4 separate regions of the Homo sapiens genome follow, and all the other regions are linked to region 1. A link is a contact called in ENCODE Hi-C or POLR2A ChIA-PET data. All regions are on one chromosome and are shown on one strand. Each heading gives the region's core, a stretch centred on a gene start or an enhancer-like site at or near the end of the contact. The rest is flanking DNA. Distances are from core to core; before and after follow the strand shown. Region 1 overlaps CDC42SE2 (CDC42 small effector 2). Region 2 overlaps LOC105379173 (a long non-coding RNA gene). Region 3 overlaps CDC42SE2 (CDC42 small effector 2). Region 4 overlaps CDC42SE2 (CDC42 small effector 2).

Region 1 (2,945 bases), core at 132-2,631:
TATTGATATCACATTCCAAAGCATGTCTGAAACATTTTAAGATCCATATATTTACTTAAATAAAAATCCATGGAATTGCAAACATCTTCTTGGTTTGAAAATATATTTTAGCAGATCCATTATCTAAATGGAAATATGTAGCAATAGAAGTTATTGTACTTTAGGCCAGGTGCGGTGGCTCATGTCTATAATGCCAGCACTTTGGGAGGCTGAAGTGTGAGCTCAGCAGTTTGAGCTCAGCCTGGGCAAAACAGTGAGACCCTGTCTCTACACAAAATAAAAAATTAGCAAAGTGTGGCAGCACACATCTGTAGTCCCAGCTACTTGGGAGGCTAAGGCAGGAGGATCACCTGAGCTCAGAAAGTCAAGGCTGCAGTGATCTGTGATCATGCCACTGCATTCCAGCCTGGGCAACACAGTGAGACCCTATCTGAAAAAAAATTTTTTTTTTAATTTCACAAAGGCTTCTTAATGGGCAAGATTTTTGATCCAGGGTGAAATTAAACTTATTAAATAGCAGCACTGAAATAATGTTCATGAGACTGTATATTTAAGCCTTTTCTCTTATATTCCTGCTAAGAGGATTGGATGGAGGAAATAAGTGATACTATTCTTTGAGCTTATAAAACTTCACAGTATTTACCCAATTCATTGGCCAAAGACTGCCACTTCCTTGATTTAGAGTTTGGGTAAGATAAGGAATGTTCATCTCTGCTTAAATAAACATTCCAGGTTCTGAATTTTAATTAATGGCAAAAATGTAAACTTTTCTTTCTTTTGATATTCCTTGGATGTATGCTTAAATCTTAACATGTTATTTTCCTGTATGTTAGAGGACTTGTCCTCTGGACTGTAGAATCAGGGTCCTGAATTCATGCCTTGTTATACTACCCAGATTTGTGACACTGAGGGTGTGTGCCTTAACTTTACATTACATCTTTATCTGTACAGCTACAAAAATCACCGTCACTTCTGTCTTTCCAGGTTTAGAGTCGTGGCTTTGGAAAAAGCAAAAGGGAGGAATTTAATTTCACTTAATGTTCAGGACTCTGTGATCCTGTAATGTGGTTGTTACTGATCTATAGTTGGCAAAGCTTATAAATGTGTGAGGTCTCTTTCCAGAATTTACAAATAAGTGATTTATATTTCGCCATTTGGGACAAAAATGTTAACATCTCTTTGAACACAGTCAAATTGATACATCTTTAGTCTTTGATCTTTTCATTTCAAGGAAGGCTCATTTTCTTCATTCTACCACTCTACTTTTTAAACTTTATATCCATTTTTCTTGCAAACATTGTCTACACTTGTTGACTCTGCTGCTTTCCTTTCACTCACTTAACCTCCTGTAATCTGATGTCTACCCACACTACTTTACTGAAACTGCTGTTGCCAGCGCCACACTGTGTTTGCTGCACAGTCTAAGGAATAGTCCTCAGTCTTTCCTATCTCAGTGGCAGTTAATACTGCCACCCACTTTCTCCTTGAAACAGGCTCCAGTGACACCACATTTAACGGATTTTCCTCTTCTAATTCTGGTAACACCCAAACCTCCTTAGTAGACTTCTCTTTTTCTACCTATGATTTAAATGCTGTTCTTACTCAGAGGACTCTGTTGAGCACACTTTGCTTGTCATGATACCGTTTTGCCTAGAGATCATTCATTGCTTTAGTCATAATCTGATGATTGCAAAACTTCTCCTTGGCTTCAGATTTATATATCAAACTGTCTATTGGACATCTTAACTTGACTATTGTAGTAGTCTGCAAGTGATATAAACCCACTTCATCATAACTTCAGGCTAAAGAGGGAGATATGTTGCCTTACAAAACCAAACGTCTGGTGCACAGGTGAAACTGATCTTAGGGATGCCTAGAATCAGAGATTGATGTCATCTTGACTTCCCACTTCTCTTTTGCCGCTGCTTGTCAGCATTATTACCTCAAAACCATCTTCCACATGAGGTATAGGATATTATTGACTAAGGACATCCTTAAAGTCAACAGCTTGGCAGTCAGAAATAAAAAATAGGTTTAACTCTTTGTCCAACTGCAGATAGAACATTGCCTGACAAGGATTCTGATAGACTCAGCTTGGTTTGCCACAGTGGGATGTAGAGTATTTTGACTAACATGCGTTCTAGTAATGATGGTAGGAGTGGTGGGAGTGGTAGGGATCTAATAGCTCGATTCACAGAAGAAAGCCAACTTAACCTCTACCCATTTTTCATGTACAGCTCTAATTCCAGTGGATAAGGTAATAAGTTTGTTTATGGTTTTTGATGAACTGCACCTGCTTGATTATCTCCTTAGAATTCATTGCTGTGTCAATTACTGTCTGAGTTGTCTGTGAGAATAAAGGACTCAACTGAAGAAACCTATATGAAAATGGTGATCATTATTTCTTCTTGGAATTAGAAACTTGTATGTGGCAGTCATAATGTTCTAATTAGTGATTTTTAAAAATTAACTCATTAAAATAATCCATACTTTTATAATCATAAAATAGGATGCCCCACGAAGGCAAAGATTTCTGTCTGCTTTTACTACTACACCTAGAACTTGACACTTAAAAAGTTGCTCAAAAAATAATTTGTTGAATCAATATCAGTTTGTTAAAATCTTGATTTTTTTTCAGTGTTTACTTTTTTTGGTAATATTTATTTTAAGAAATAAAAGCTTTCAAGGATAAGTAAAGTTTAACTTTTTTTTACTTTTTCTTTTTTTTCCCTAGACTATCTGTTATAGTCCCTGGGTCAAGACAACAATTTTTATACCTTCGTCGTGGTTCAGAAAGGAGTCTCTGTAGAACCAGAAGCAAAGAAAGGAAACAATCCAAATTTTTCTTTATTAAATCGACTGTGTAAGATACTTGACTTCCAGGAACAAAAACACGGTGAAATAATAAAATTTCATCTTGGCATCACTGGACATCATCGTATTGA
Region 2 (2,945 bases), core at 264-2,763, 56 kb after region 1:
ATCCACTGATGGGCACTTGGGTTGCTTCCACCTTAGCCATTGCTGATAATATTGCTATGAACAAGGGTGTACAAATATCTCTTTGAGACCCTACTCTCAATTCTTTTGCACATATATACATATATATATATACACATATATGTATATATACACACACACATATATATACACATATATGTATATATACACACACACACATATATATGTACCCAGAAGTGGAACTGCTGGATCATATGGTAATTCCATGTTTAATATTTTGAGGAACTTACATATTATTTTCCAAAGCAGTTGCATTACTTACATTCCCATCAAGAGTGTACATGACTTCTAATATCTCTACATGCTCTCTAACAATTGTTATTTTCAATTTTTTTGACAGTAACCATCCTCATGGGTGTGAGGTGGTATTTTGTTGTGATTTTGACTTGTGGATTAGTGACACTGAACCACTTTTCATGTGCTTGTTGGCCAACTGTTATCTTCTTTGGAGAAATATCTATTCAAATCTTTTACCTTTTTTTTAAAGACAGGGTATCATTCTGTCACCCAGGCTGGAGTGCAGTGGCAAAATCAGGGCTCACTGCAGCCTCATCTCTTGGGCTGAAGCGATCCTCCCACCTCAGCCTCCTGAGTAGCTGGGATTACAGGTATCTGCCACCACGCCTGGCTAATCTTTAAATTTTTTGTGGAGACAGGGTCTCACCATGATGCCCAGGCTGGTCGTGAACTCTTGGGCTCAAGTAATCTTCCTGCCTTAGCCTACCAAAGTGCTGGGATTCTAGTGTGAGCCACAGTGCTCGGCCATTTTTGCTGCCCCCAACCCCTTTTTGGCAGAGTCTCCCTCTGTCACCCAGGCTGAAGTGCAGTGGTGTGATTACGGCTCACTGCAGCCTCAACCTCCCAGGATCAAGTGACGCTCCTGAATGGCCTCCAAAGTAGCTGAGACTGCAGGCACGCGCCTCCATGCCCGGCTAATTTTTAAAATGTTCTGTAGAGATGGGGTCTCTCTATGTTGCCCAGGCTAGTCTCAAACTCCTGAACTCAAGATATCCTCCTGCCTTGGCCTCCCAAAGTATTGGGATTACAGGCATTGCTCGACCTTCTGCCCATTTTAAATTGGGTTTTCTGTTGTTGACAGAGAGATTTTATTTGATAATAATTTAAATAATATTACTTTTAATATTGATAATTTAAAGAAATATTTTTGAAATATGTATTTTAAATGTTATATAAAATGCATTTCAAGTATTCCAGTGTAAAATATACACTGTGCTCTCCCAATCAGAATGGAATGGACTTTATTTGAACCCCTACAGATAACAATATTGTCATTAAAAATTAGGAAACTGAAATTTAGAAAGGATGAGCACCTTATCCAACAGGACACTGAATTTTTCAGTACTACCTTCAGAGATCACTGAACTGTAGCCTGTTTTTGTCTAGGCTTAACTAGGGAAGAAGCCACTTTCGATCTCACGCAAATGGTTAACAGAATCTATTTCCTGTGGCTGGGGAGCTGAGGGCTCTGGCTTCTTGCTGACTATTGGCTGCAGTCCTCCCTTAGCTCCTAGAGGCCTCCTGCAGTTCATGTCCCCATGTGCCTCCTCAACATGTGCACTTCATTAAGCCAAGGAGAGCCTAGAGCTAGTTTGCTAGCAAGATGGAGTCTTATACAGTGTAACATAATCGTGCAGCTACATTACACCACCTTTGCCATTTTCTATTGCTGTGAAGCAACTCACAGGTCTCAATCATAACCAAGGGGATGATACAGTAGAAAATGGCAAAGGGCATGACTACTAGGACACCAGGGTGGCAGACTGTATTTTTCAAAAACAGCCACAGCAATATTCTCTGACATGGTCTTCTAGAACCTTGTTACTTTTTATCAACAATTTCCTCTGCTTCCCTGTCACTGAACCTGGGTGACACACTGTGATACAGCTTGCCTGGCTCTCTCTTTTGCGATACTTGCCCTTGAAACTCAACCTCCATGATCTGAGGCAGGCCAAAACAGCCCATATGGAGAGATCACATGGAGAGGTTCACGTGGTCAGGAATAGAGGCCTCAAACAACAGCCAGCATTAACTCTCAGCTATGAGCTTTCAAATAATTCCTGTCCTGAGCCTGAATCTTTCAGCTAAGGCCTTAATCACTGTGGAGCACAGAAAAGCCAGCTTTTCTAAACCCTGTGCAAATTCCTGAACAATAAACAAGCATAATAAATGGTTGTTTCATGCCACTAAATTTTGGGTTGATTTGTTACACAGCCATAGTAATTGGGACATGTTAATAGAATAAAGGAGCAAGAACCCACAATTATTTCAATACATGCAGAAAAAGCATTTGATAGAGTCTGACATTTATTAATAATTAAAAAGTTCCAGCAAATTATAAATCGAAGGGAACTTTCTTAATCTGACAAAGAGTTAATACATAAAACTTACTGCACACAGTGTATTTATTGTTGACAGTTTTTCTCTATCATCACTTCTATTCATTATATTGGAAGTTCTGGGTAACTGAAAAAATAAAAGGCATAAGAATTAGAAAGGAAGAAATAGAACTGCCTTTAGCTGCAGATTACATGTCTATATAGAAAATCTGAGATTATTATTATTATTAGGATTCAGTGAGTTTGGTAAGACTGTTGGACACTGGAACAACATTAAAAAATCAATTTTATTTCTATTTGACAAAAAATAATCAAAGTCTGGGCACAGTGGCTCGTAAGTGTAATCCCAACACTTTGGAAAGCCAAGGCAGGAGAATCACTTGAGCCTAGGAGTTCAAGACCAGCTTGGGCAAAATTAGTAGACCCCGTCTCTACAAAAACATTAAAAAATTAGCTGGGTCCATGTGGTGTGCACTTGTAGTCCCTTCTACCTTGGAGGAGGTCGAGGCTATAGTCAGCTGTGATTGCACCACTGCACTCCAGCCTGGG
Region 3 (2,945 bases), core at 310-2,809, 45 kb before region 1:
CTCTTCTGGCTTGTAGGGTTTCTGCCGAGAGATCCGCTGTTAGTCTGATGGGCTTCCCTTTGTGGGTAACCCGACTTTTCTCTCTGGCTGCCCTTAATATTTTTTCCTTGATTTCAACTTTGGTGAATCTGACAATTATGTGTCTTGGAGTTGCTCTTCTCAAGGAGTATCTTTGTGGCGTTCTCTGTATTTCCTGAATCTGAACGTTGGCCTGCCTTGCTAGATTGGGGAAGTTCTCCTGGATAATATCCTGCAGAGTGTTTTCCAACTTGGTTCCATTCTCCCCATCACTTTCAGGTATACCAATCAGACGTAGATTTGGTCTTTTCACATAGTCCCATATTTCTTGAAGACTTTGCTCGTTTCTTTTTATTCTTTTTTCTCTGAACTTCCCTTCTCACTTCATTTCATTCATCTCATCTTCCATCGCTGATACCCTTTCTTCCAGTTGATCACATCGGCTCCTGAGGCTTCTGCATTCTTCCCGTAGTTCTTGAGCTTTGGTTTTCAGCTCCATCAGCTCCTTTAAGCACTTCTCTGTATTGGTTATTCTAGTTATACATTCTTCTAAATTTTTTTTCAAAGTTTTCAACTTCTTTGCCTTTGGTTTGAATGTCCTCCAGTAGCTCAGAGTAATTTGATCGTCTGAAGCCTTCTTCACTCAGCTCGTCAAAGTCATTCCCTGTCCAGCTTTGTTCTGTTGCTGGTGAGGAACTGCATTCCTTTGGAGGAGGAGAGGCGCTCTGCTTTTTAGAGTTTCCAGTTTTTCCGTTCTGTTTTTTCCCCATCTTTGTGGTTTTATCTACTTTTGGTCTTTGATGATGGTGATGTACAGATGGGTTTTTGGTGTGGATGTCCTTTTTGTTTGTTAGTTTTCCTTCTAACAGACAGGACCCTCAGCTGCCGGTCTGTTGGAGTACCTTGCTGTGTGAGGTGTCAGTGTGCCCCTGCTGGGGGGTGCCTCCCAGTTAGGCTTCTCGGGGGTTAGGGGTCAGGGACCCACTTGAGGAGGCAGTCTGCCCGTTCTCAGGTCTCCAGCTGCGTGCTGGGAGTGCCAGTGCTCTCTTCAAAGCTGTCAGACAGGGACATTTAAGTCTGCAGAGGTTACTGCTTTTTGTTTGTCTGTGCCCTGCCCCAAGAGGTGGAGCCTACAGAGGCAGGCAGGCCTCCTTGAGCTGTGGTGGGCTCCACCCAGTTTGAGCTTCCAGGCTGCTTTGTTTACCTAAGCAAGCCTGGGCAATGGTGGGTGCCCCTCCCCCAGCCTGGCTGCTGCCTTGCAGTTTGATCTCAGTCTGCTGTGCTAGCAATCAGCGATACTCCGTGGGCGTAGGACCCTCCGAGCCAGGCGCGGGATATAATCTCGTGGTGCGCTGTTTTTTAAGCCCCTCGGAAAAGCACAGTATTTGGGTGGGAGTGACCCGATTTTCCAGGTGCCGTCCGTCACCCCTTTCTTTGACTAGGAAAGGGAACTCCCTGACCCCTTGCACTTCCCGAGTGAGGCAATGCCTCGCCCTACTTTGGCTTGCAAACGGTGTGCGCACCCACTGACCTGCGCCCACGATCTGGCTCTCCCTAGTGAGATGAACCCAGTACCTCAGATGGAAATGCAGAAATCACCCGTCTTCTGTGTCGCTCACGCTGGGATCTGTAGACGGGAGCTGTTCCTATTCGGCCATCTTGGCTCCTCCTCCCTTTTCTTTTTCTTTTCTTTTCTTTTTTTTTTTTAGACGGAGTCTTGCTCTGTCACCCAGGCTGTAGTGCAGTGGCGTGATCTTGGCTCACTGAAAGCTCTGCCTCCCGGGTTCACACCATTCTGCTGCCTCAGCCTCCCTTGTAGCTGGGACTACAGGTGCCTGCCACGACGCCCGGCTGATTTTTTGTATTTTTAGTGGAGGCGGGGTTTTGCCATGTTAGCCAGGATGGTCTCCATCTCCTGACCTCGTGATCTGCCTGCCTCGGCCTCCCAAAGTGCTGGGATTACAGGCATGAGCCACCGCGCCTGGCCCCTCTCTTCTTCCTTTTCTGTTTGGATGCCTTTTATTTCTGAGGCTTATCTTTCATTCTGTTAACAGTGTCTTGCAAATAGCAGAAATTAGTATTTGAATGAAATTATTACTTTGTCTTTTTTAAGTGGATTGTGCTTTTGTGTTTTAGTTTACTAATCTTTGCCCAAGATAAGGCCACAAAGATTTTATGGAAGTTTTATGGTTTTACCTTTAGGTCTGTGATTGATTTTGAGTTAATTTTGGCATGCGGTATGAATATTCAGTTGTTCCAGCTTCATTTGTTGAGAAAGCTATCCTTTCTCTGCTGGATTGCCTTTGTACCCTTATGGAAAATAAGTTGACTACATGTGTGTAGTTGTATTTCTGGACTCTCAGTTTTGTTTTATTGACCTGTTAAGTCTCTCTGCCTACTAGTACAGTGTTTTTGTAGCTTTATAATAAACCTTGAATTCTGGTTGTATAAGGCTTCCAAAATTTTTGCCCTTTTTAAAAGCCGTTTTGATTGATCTAGCTCTTTGCCATTTCCATATGATTTTATTTAATTAATTTATTTTATTTATTTTGAGGCAGAGTCTCACTCTGTCACCCTGGCCGTAGTGCAGTGGCATGATCTTGGCTCACTGCAACCTCTGTCTCCTGGGTTCAAGCGATCCTCCTGCCTCGGCCTTCCGAGTAGCTGGGATTACAGGTGTGCACCACCATGCCCGACTAAACTGTAGGATTTTAGAATAAACATGCCAGTTTATTCTACAAAAAGGTCAGCTGGGATTCTTATTAGAATTGTGTTGACTATATTGATCAAATTGGGGAGAATTGACATGTTAACATCATTGACTTCATTGATCTATGAACATAATATTATTCTCTATTTGTTTTTGCACATAATTTGATAATTTCTTCATAATTCATACTTTTACACTACAAATGAAATTATTTTTT
Region 4 (2,945 bases), core at 280-2,779, 36 kb after region 1:
AGTTGTTTCCAGTAGCAGTTTCTTGAACTTCTGGCCTGTACTACTAACTGCAGACCTCCAGAGTCACTGGCCTTTCTGTGCTCTACATATTATTTTAGGGGCCACATCAGTTGCCAAGAGCAACATACATACCGACCTGGCTGAATTATTGCCAGTGAAAACAACCTGTACGAAGCCTTTGCTCAGGTTCTAAAATATGTTTGTCCTTGCACGAATTTTGTATATTTCAAATATTTCTGTAAAGGTTTCTTCTTTTCTGTTAGAGTGTGGTGTTAAGCCAGAGTCAGTGGTTTGTGTTCTCATTAAAATGTTTGTTTAAATCCTATGTCCAATTCAAGCCTATCTAACTACATTTGGTAGGATTAACATTTCATATAACAAATGGGGCTTAATTAAAAACTTTAACTTGGAATAAAGGAACAGGGATCACTTTATCTTCTGCCTTCATTTACCTTAGTCCAAGATTCTTGCAAAACAGGCAACTGAACAAACATTAGGTTTATGTAGGTAAAATGTGAAAGCATTTCTCCTCCACTTTTTAAAATTTAATTTACCCAGTACAGCGGGGCACCAGATTACTTGATCTTTGTATTTTGCAGTTTTGAGCCTTTGTGTCAATCCCAAGCACAGAGAGGATCTGCCAAGGAAAAACATTTGCATCTTCGGAGTAGACATTTTGCAGTTTGTTTAATAACAACTTCTAAAGTAAGTTGAATTCATCCATTGTCACTGATTCACCAAGTGGATGTTGCATTGTGGAATTTGCCTGAGTACTGTTGTCATTCTGCTCAGCCAGGCACGGTCAGTTTCTTGGCCAGGGACATTGCTATGTGCTGTGTGCAAGCTCTTTAGAAGAGAGATTGGATTTTCTTGGCATTATCAGCACTCATGCTATTTAGTCTACTTCTATTTTGACTGACTCTTTAAATTAGTACAATTTTTCTACTTGTCATATAACTCCTGGAACAATAGTACGGGAAGCCGTGATCCTTTTCCCTGACTCATGATTTTAGTCTTTTTCCAAATCGCTGTTTTTTTTTTTTTTTTTTTTTTTTTTGCTGCTCCAACGACCAGCATGTGTTGGAGCAGATCTCCATGGTAAGCCAAAAGTGGACTTGTCAGCCTATAACTACTCTGCAGCTGCCACTAACTCTACAGGCACAGTAACTACACTTTATACAGGAGCACATGCCAAAGTGCCTGGGAGGTGCCAATAAAATCAAGAAATAAGAAAACTACAAAAAAAGATACGGTATTAACCTTGGACATAATTTTTTTTAGGGAGGCAGCTTTCCCACTTTTATAAAGGGGGTTGTAAATCTCAAGAGGTCATTTGTTCCCCATAGCAGCATATCTCATTTTTAAATTGAAGCGAATTAAATAGGATTTTACTACTCAACATTCATTATACTGTTAATCTTTGCTGAAATATATGCTAACAAATGTTAAGCAAGGGAAACTGAAGACTTAGTCATGTGGATTGTTAGCAGTGATCTGCATTCTGTAAAAGAGGTACTTTCCCATGATGTAGGCATGAAGTGGTGCCAGTAAGCGTAGAGCGGAAATGTTGACTTTAGTTAACATTGGGTTTAGCATTTCCAGTGCAGCATTATCAGTGGGCCTTTAAAAATACTTCGTAAGTACATTAGCTTTCACTTTGTTGTTAAATTATAGCAGACTCATTATAGAGAACAAGTTTGCCTTGATTTTGTTTAAAATGACTTCTGCTAAGCACCCAGAAGATAAAATTGACATATTTTTATAATATAAGCATACTTTTTTTGTACATTGTGTTCATTCTTGAATAAAATGAGTTCTGTGTTGGCTTGTAGATACTAAAAAGAAAGTATTGATTTTGATTCAATAAATGTTTTCTTTCAATCCTGGTTGGCCTTTCCTTTAAATTTTGTTTAGTTTTTCTTTTCTTTCAAGGAAGGAATTATTTACCAGAATTCAGTTAGAGCACCTTTTTTGCATTCTTATATTTTCAGTCATGATTCCTATCATGCAAAAAACAACTTAAAACTTTTTGATTTAAAAGAGAATTTAAATTTCTATCATTGTAATCTTTAACTTCACAGTTCACCTCTTAATTTAACAAATACCTAGTCAGAATGAAAATTAAATGGATAGAAATAGGACTAATAAAACATTTATGCCTGGTGCAGTGACTCACAACTGTAATCCCAGCTCTTTTGGAGATGGAGGTGGGTGGATAGTTTGAGACCAGCCTGGACAACATGGTGAAACCCTTTCTGTAAGTTTTTATTGCCTATCAACCACATGATTTTTAACAGAGGTATCAGATATCTACACAGCTTTCCATGATGAAGCATCTTGTCCTTATAGTATATGTAGGACTTAATTAAAATGAAATTAAATTAAGAATTCTCCTCATACTTAGCCACATTTCAGGTGCTTAGCAGTGTCATGTAGTGATCAGCTGCTGTATTAGGAAGTTATAGACTATTTCCACCATCACAGTTTGGGGAGTTAGTTTGTAGTTTGCCTCTAAAATGGTTTATGACACTGGTTCCCATAGGGAGTGATTTTGCTCCCCATGGAGACATTAGAGCAATGTCAGGAGACAGTTTTGGTCATCACAGCTTGAGGAGGGGGTGGTGCAGGCTCTGGGGAGTGGAAAGTAGGGATGCTGGTAAATATGCTGTGATGTACAGGACAGCCCCCACCACAAAGATTGATTGGGTCCAAAATGTCCGTGCCACAGCTAAAACCTGTTTTAAGACAAAGAAGATCTCTACGTCTGCATACTCACCAGGTGTAACCTGTTAGGGACTCTTCGTTGCATTAGATCATGTGCACAGGTAAGTGAGGTGTTCTGCTGGTCGAATACTGAGAATAGGTGAGTTAGGTTTTGTTTTATGAGAATTGCCACAAAACATTCTAAAAACAGAAAAGACAAATATTAGGAAAGACTATTTCAA

Evidence for each region. A loop is a pair of places that touch in the nucleus more often than their neighbours do. ChIA-PET counts read pairs that join two places held with the same protein, here RNA polymerase II (POLR2A). Pooled maps may share reads with other maps.
Region 2: a pooled map shows a loop between it and region 1 (4-fold over the local background). The contact joins two enhancer-like sites. A Hi-C loop is called at or near these places in 1 of 168 maps with a recorded cell type or tissue (CD4-positive, alpha-beta T cell) and 10 of 50 pooled maps. POLR2A ChIA-PET finds 5 or more read pairs at or near these places in 6 of 52 experiments (BJ, CD8-positive, alpha-beta T cell, OCI-LY7 and 3 more).
Region 3: POLR2A ChIA-PET joins it to region 1 with 10 read pairs in MCF 10A. The contact joins two enhancer-like sites. A Hi-C loop is called at or near these places in 7 of 168 maps with a recorded cell type or tissue (B cell, CD4-positive, alpha-beta T cell, CD4-positive, alpha-beta memory T cell and 4 more), 1 of 37 single-sample maps with no recorded cell type and 12 of 50 pooled maps. POLR2A ChIA-PET finds 5 or more read pairs at or near these places in 17 of 52 experiments (CD4-positive, alpha-beta T cell, CD4-positive, alpha-beta memory T cell, CD8-positive, alpha-beta T cell and 13 more).
Region 4: a loop to region 1 is called in a map of CD8-positive, alpha-beta T cell, with 2.3 times the contacts of the local background. The contact joins two enhancer-like sites. A Hi-C loop is called at or near these places in 6 of 168 maps with a recorded cell type or tissue (CD4-positive, alpha-beta T cell, CD8-positive, alpha-beta T cell, chondrocyte and 1 more), 1 of 37 single-sample maps with no recorded cell type and 11 of 50 pooled maps. POLR2A ChIA-PET finds 5 or more read pairs at or near these places in 17 of 52 experiments (CD4-positive, alpha-beta T cell, CD4-positive, alpha-beta memory T cell, CD8-positive, alpha-beta memory T cell and 12 more).

What each region holds. Positions count from the first base shown.
Region 1 is chr5:131,356,475-131,359,419 of GRCh38, forward strand. It overlaps CDC42SE2 (CDC42 small effector 2), which reads left to right. Exons shown (of 5, transcript NM_001375635.1): 3 at 2,735-2,945. Among named protein-coding and RNA genes, the nearest start is that of CDC42SE2, 94 kb to the left of the region's middle. RefSeq lists enhancers at 1,259-1,308, 1,399-1,478, 1,499-1,548, 1,569-1,658. Within about 2 kb of position 1,382, at least 7 of the 41 ENCODE cell types and tissues checked have a DNase peak (open chromatin) inside an H3K27ac peak, as active enhancers do; they include CD4-positive, alpha-beta T cell and CD8-positive, alpha-beta T cell, where a contact is called at or near this core.
Region 2 is chr5:131,412,623-131,415,567 of GRCh38, forward strand. It overlaps LOC105379173 (a long non-coding RNA gene), which reads right to left. Exons shown (of 3, transcript XR_007058929.1): 2 at 2,449-2,945. Among named protein-coding and RNA genes, the nearest start is that of CDC42SE2, 150 kb to the left of the region's middle. Within about 2 kb of position 1,514, at least 3 of the 41 ENCODE cell types and tissues checked have a DNase peak (open chromatin) inside an H3K27ac peak, as active enhancers do; they include CD4-positive, alpha-beta T cell and CD8-positive, alpha-beta T cell, where a contact is called at or near this core.
Region 3 is chr5:131,311,277-131,314,221 of GRCh38, forward strand. The region is part of intron 1 of CDC42SE2 (CDC42 small effector 2); the gene reads left to right. Among named protein-coding and RNA genes, the nearest start is that of CDC42SE2, 49 kb to the left of the region's middle. RefSeq lists an enhancer at 505-1,313 and a silencer at 1,054-1,275. Within about 2 kb of position 1,560, at least 4 of the 41 ENCODE cell types and tissues checked have a DNase peak (open chromatin) inside an H3K27ac peak, as active enhancers do; they include CD4-positive, alpha-beta T cell and CD8-positive, alpha-beta T cell, where a contact is called at or near this core.
Region 4 is chr5:131,392,787-131,395,731 of GRCh38, forward strand. CDC42SE2 (CDC42 small effector 2) reads left to right here. Exons shown (of 5, transcript NM_001375635.1): 5 at 1-1,886. LOC105379173 (a long non-coding RNA gene) reads right to left here. Exons shown (of 3, transcript XR_007058929.1): 3 at 1,854-2,945. Among named protein-coding and RNA genes, the nearest start is that of CDC42SE2, 130 kb to the left of the region's middle. Within about 2 kb of position 1,530, at least 10 of the 41 ENCODE cell types and tissues checked have a DNase peak (open chromatin) inside an H3K27ac peak, as active enhancers do; they include CD4-positive, alpha-beta T cell and CD8-positive, alpha-beta T cell, where a contact is called at or near this core.